Linked DNA regions of Homo sapiens: region 1 is linked to region 2. The links are chromatin contacts, found by Hi-C or POLR2A ChIA-PET in ENCODE. All regions are on one chromosome and are shown on one strand. The core of a region is the stretch at or near the end of the contact, and the rest is flanking DNA. Distances in the headings are between cores, read along the strand shown. Region 1 overlaps NFIB (nuclear factor I B). Region 2 overlaps NFIB (nuclear factor I B).

Region 1 (2,700 bases), core at 68-2,567, 36 kb before region 2:
TAGGATAGCATTATACTCATGTCCTTTTAGATAAGTACTCACAACTAGGAAATTAAGATGCCAAGGATATAAGCCCCTGGGTGTGATAGGGTTTTCACTTATATACACAGATATCATTCTTCAAGGATACTGCTTGTGAATGGGATGACTCAGGAGATGTTAATGAGAGTCTTCCTAGCCTGGCATGATATCCTAACCATGGCGCCGTGCACTTTTTCTTCCCTGTTTGCCTCAACTGCACTGATATCGCTTTATTCTTCTTCTTACTATGACTTTATGATTGATGGTTACGAAAATCCCAGAACTGATATGAATTCAAGTGTGTTCAACGATTAGAGTAAGAGAATGTTGGCTGATAAAGAAGAAGTTGACTTTAGTTGAACACAAAGATATTGAACTCTAAGTTACTCATTTAAATATGTGACACAGAAGTAGAATTCACAGAGGTTAACCCCTTGGAGCACTCAGAGACCATGATCCTGGCCTTGTCCACGTAAAACAACTCCCTTCAGAAGTAACAAGAGCAAGGTCCAGCCATTGCCAACTGAAGCCCGTTGAATACACTGGGACGTGGGCAAATTAAGAACTTACTGATAGTTCGCCCACTGGATTTTATCATAGATCTTATCAGCTTCATGGTCTATGACTGTTGATTTGACTTTCTCATGAAGTAAATTAACTTCAAAACAAAACCTCACTATCTCTTATCTGTTGCCTAAACAATGTTTCCAAAAATTGACCACCTTACTATACAGTTCACTTGGATTTCTTAAGAAATCAGTTAATTTAGCTAACTGGCAAACAGAACTCCACCACCTCTTCTCTGGTTCTGAAACAATGTTTCCAAACGATGGTTGTCCTTTAGCATGCTGTCAGAGCACAGTAGGCCCCAATTTTTAAAAGAGATAATTCTTTTGTCTTTAATTTTGTCAATTTTAGCCCAGTTCGACTTAGTTCTTGTGCCTCATGTTGGATAGTTGCTCTAGAGAAATGTGATCCCAGGAATGCTGGTGATTTGCTGTTTTAAAATGGTGCTGTGCTTTAGGTTTCTGTTCAAATCTAAGATTTCAGAAGAGTCAGTAACTGCAAATAATCTAAAAGGGGAAGAGTGAAGAATGCTTCTAACTTCCCTTTGAAATGAATAGCTCTGCCAGAGCAGCAGCTATTAGAAAAACAAAAACGACAAAGAAAAGCTGCTCAGCCCAGCACACAGAGGTAAATTTACTTACATCAGACTGAAAAATGAGGGCTGGGCTTTGAAAAGACATCCCTTCTGACTAGAGGAAAGCTTGTAATTTTGGCACGGCTGCCGCCCTCCTAAGCCCCTGAGAAATTCTGAAAAACATTACGGAAGACTGTTCTTAATATTAATGGATGTCTTCGTGTGTGTGTGTGTGTGTGTGTGTGTGTGTGTGTGTGTGTAGGGAGGAAGAATGCTAGAGAGAGAAAGGGGGTAGAGCATGAGAGAGAAGAAAAGATCACTTAGGAGGAAGAACTACCAGTGGAAATGTCTACTTTCTGAAAAATAATTTGCATCTGTCATTTTTCACTCTTCAGTAAAGTAGTGGTCAAGATGAGATATAGAGAAGCATTCACCATTTACACTTCAAGTTAGGCTTGCAGTATCGTGGCTCTTTTAACAAGACTTCCAAAAATACTTGTAGATAACATTGCTCACTGATGTGATCTCAAATCTATTATATGACATCAGAGGTGAAAAAAAGACTGTTTCCCTGTGGCTAATTGTGGTGAGTGTCACATTATGTTGTACTGTAGTGAACAATTTCGGGGGCACCAAAAGCCTACAGCTCTGCCTCTTGGGAGGAGACTTTTCCTTTGCAGCTCAGCTTCAGGAAACGTGAACATTTGTGTTTTCAAGACCACATACCATTGGGAAGGAAGTAGGGGTGGAGATGCGTGCTGAGATTAAGTGGGTATGAGAATCTCTGTACTGTGTATGATCTGGAAACTGCTGAATTTTATGTAGCCCTCTTTCTGGCATGCCTTTAGAATTTTAAAGTCACACTGACAATAATACTGATCCTTGCTAAGGATATTTTTCACAAAATAATTTATTTACTTTTTAGGCGAGGACAGACGGACCTCTGTGTAGCGTGCCTGACCAGCTTGTCTCTGAGCTGTGTGTCAATGTGTCTGGGGAAACAGAGACAGAAATCTGCCGGCAGGTACTCCACAGTCAGATTTATTTGGGATGTATAACTGTAACCTATCATGGTAAAGAAATTTAATATGTAATTATGGGAACTAGTTGTTAATAGACAACTTGAAAGTTATTTTGAGAAGGGAGGCATTAACTCCCCACAGCCCCGAGTCTTCCACTCCACCTCAGACACTGGCCCATGTTACCTTAAAGGATACAAGGCCTATTGTAGTTTGACATGTAGAGTTACACAGATAATACACAGAGAAGCTGAGTTTCTTTTTGGGATTGATGAGGGGGAAAGAGACGGAAAATGTACTTATTAAAAAGAGTGCCTTGATTTGCTGTGGAGTTTAAAACTGGGAACATGTTTTCCCAGACGAGCAAAAGCTTTGTAGCATTGCTGGCTCGTTAATGAGTGATCTTCTTTCTCCCTGGCGTGCCCTGGCTGGGCATGTTTTCTTGACTTAGGACTGACACTCTCAATATAATCTTAATTCATTTTTAGTCTAGGCTGACTAAATCTTCTGATTTGGCAA
Region 2 (2,700 bases), core at 173-2,672:
TATCTTTAAGTTAGAACAGAGATTCCTTTCTCATTCTTATTTAAATGTTGTTTTCTTATCTTTTCTCTTTCTGTTTTCCTTCATAGATAATAAGTGACTTGTAGTATTAGATCATACACAACTGGTAGTTTCTTCTGTAACTTTCATCAGAAATGAGTATTGTGTCTATCCAGGAGTTCCTGCACTTTTTCCTGAAGGAAACAGTTTGTATGTTAAGTATACCTCTAAACCTTATTCATTTGAAGTAATAGTCTTAGAACATATACACATGCCATTTTCCTCTTTTCCTCTCTACACCGTGGATTTGGAAATTATGGAAGCTTTTTACAAAAAGACCTAATGGGATTTATGTGTTATTTTCTTTGTGACCATTGTGTGAAAACAGTTTTCAAAGTTAAGTTACTGTTCTCCTGTGTAACATTGTGAATACAAAATACTACAAACCTTTTTGGTTAAATGATGGAGGAGAATCAATTTGTTCTTTAGGACAAATTTCTTAATTTTAGTTTCTTAGAATCCCTATGTAATGGGCATATTACCGACTGCTCTTGCAGAATCAAATGTAACTCCTTTTCCTATTATAAACTATATTGTATAACATAACAGCTTTTGAATAATTATCATGTGATGTACTTTCACCATCAGTTGACCTTATGCTGTTTAGGAGACACCAGGGAGTCCTGGGAATTAGGAAACAAAACAGAGAAGGGAAGAAAAAAAAGCAGGAACTGAATTTCCTTCATTCATTCATTTATTTTTGAGAAGGGTGGAGAAGCCCACAGATTTATATCTCGGTTGGGTGAAATTGTGTTACTGTTTATCTGTACCTTTTTCCCCCTGTGGCAAGAGACGTGGAGAATAGACACTCACTCCCAAAGATACCAAGTTCCAAAGCACTGAGTCATGAGTCCACAATGAAATACTAGGATGCAGCCATTTCCTACCTTTGTTTGGAAATGAACTGATTGGACCAGGCGGATGTAAGCCCTCAGCTGCAGGGCTTTACAGAAGGAAATGCTTTTGGTCTCTCTTAGGTACTCGATGCTGTTCTGTAACTTCTTTGTATTTGACTGAAACAACCAATGTGAAAATGTTTCCTAGACTATATAAAATTCAGCGCATGCACCCTTCTGTCTGTTTGTGCACATATACTTTTTATGTGATGGTAGGGAAAGCATCAACTGCTTTTAATGCAGTGAATTTTTAATGTAACCTTACGTATTAAACTCTTCACAAGACTGTCTCTCTTGAGTAGTCTCATTTATATTTGTAGCCCCTACTTTTAGTGGTGACTTCCAGGTGCTGTGTGATCTGACCCTTGCCTCCCTCTCCCCAGTGAGTCACTCTGCCTGCCCTTTCAGTAGCAGCAATACTACCATCCCTCCAGTACAGCTGAGCCTCAGGCACTTTGCTCTGTCTGTCCTTTCTGCTGGGAACCGTTTTTTTCTCAGATGATCGTAGGTAGGGCTTGCTCCCTTACCTCATTCAGAGGAAGACTTAAATTACATGTGCCCCCAAAATCTCCTACCACTCCAGCTACCACTCTCTTCTTCCCAGGTCTTTTTCTCCTTACCCTGCTGTACTCTTTGCCCCATAGCTACCTCACATATTTCATATTCATTTGTTTCTTGGTTTACTGTTTCTTACCCCTCCTAGACCGTAAGCCTCATGTGGGTTAGGACTTTGATAATCTGCTGTTTTGCCCAGAACCCAGAATATGGTAGAATACACACACACACACACACACACACACACACACACACACACACACACACTGTTATACCTAGCAGGGTGAGGAGCTTACACACACACACACACACACACACACACACACACACACACACACACACACACTGTTATACCTAGCAGGGTGAGGAGCTTGGTAGATCAATAATAAATGTTTATTGAATAAGAAACAATGTAGATCGGCAAGAGATGTTGCTGACCTCTTATATTGGGCTATTTGGGAGTTATTTAACTTTTGGATGCCTCAGCTTTCCCATCTGGTATGTGGGGACGAGATTTTGCATACCTTGGAAGCATGTTGGGAAGTCTGATTAATAATGAGTAGTAATCATGAGCAGTGAAAAGATCAGACACCAGCTCTGTTTAATGAGAAGGTACATAGACATAATGAAGAGCTTTTGTGCTCAGTGGGCAATGGTATATCTTAGGTGGCCAAGCTTTTCCCTGTGTGTGCTGGCCTTCGGCACTTTTTGGGTGTTAGGGATTTTGATGATCTTCTGAAGATGGATGAGAAGAGGGCTAAGAATGGCTAAAGCTTGGAGAATAATTTGGGGAGTCACAGTAAATCAATAGGATGAGATAGATGAAAGAAATTGGCTCTAAAGAGAGCATTGGAAGTTTTAGATTGTCATATTTACCACCTTCAGTTCTCAGACCTGATAGTTTTCAGTGACGTAGCCTTTTAGGAATTTCAGAAGTGTGATTTTACCTTGAATTTATTAGGGCTAAATTCAATTGTTTATGTTTATGCAGTTCATAATTTTGCAGTTTAGTTTGTGTGGGTTAGTGGCCCTACTGTTCAACTGGATGGCAAATCTGTGCTAGGAGGATACCATATGCACAAGTATTTTCTTAAATAATGTTGGCGTTTGCCACTGGTGTTAGGGGAAGAAGAAAAAAAAATGAGAGCAATTCTGGAAGCCCTCCAGTAAGGGGTTAGGAAAGAACTTAGGG

Evidence for each region. Hi-C counts contacts between places; a loop is a spot of excess contacts on that map. ChIA-PET counts read pairs that join two places held with the same protein, here RNA polymerase II (POLR2A). Pooled maps may share reads with other maps.
Region 1: a loop to region 2 is called in a pooled map, with 2.7 times the contacts of the local background. The contact joins two enhancer-like sites. A Hi-C loop is called at or near these places in 5 of 168 maps with a recorded cell type or tissue (Right ventricle myocardium inferior, aorta, chondrocyte and 2 more) and 1 of 50 pooled maps. POLR2A ChIA-PET finds 5 or more read pairs at or near these places in 5 of 52 experiments (A673, BJ, MCF 10A and 2 more).

What each region holds. Positions count from the first base shown.
Region 1 is chr9:14,272,974-14,275,673 of GRCh38, reverse strand. The region is part of intron 2 of NFIB (nuclear factor I B); the gene reads left to right. Among named protein-coding and RNA genes, the nearest start is that of NFIB, 40 kb to the left of the region's middle. RefSeq lists enhancers at 656-1,255, 1,256-1,856. Within about 2 kb of position 1,317, at least 8 of the 41 ENCODE cell types and tissues checked have a DNase peak (open chromatin) inside an H3K27ac peak, as active enhancers do; they include endothelial cell of umbilical vein, where a contact is called at or near this core.
Region 2 is chr9:14,236,918-14,239,617 of GRCh38, reverse strand. All of the region lies in intron 2 of NFIB (nuclear factor I B), which reads left to right. Among named protein-coding and RNA genes, the nearest start is that of NFIB, 76 kb to the left of the region's middle. RefSeq lists an enhancer at 693-1,454. Within about 2 kb of position 1,422, at least 6 of the 41 ENCODE cell types and tissues checked have a DNase peak (open chromatin) inside an H3K27ac peak, as active enhancers do; they include endothelial cell of umbilical vein, where a contact is called at or near this core.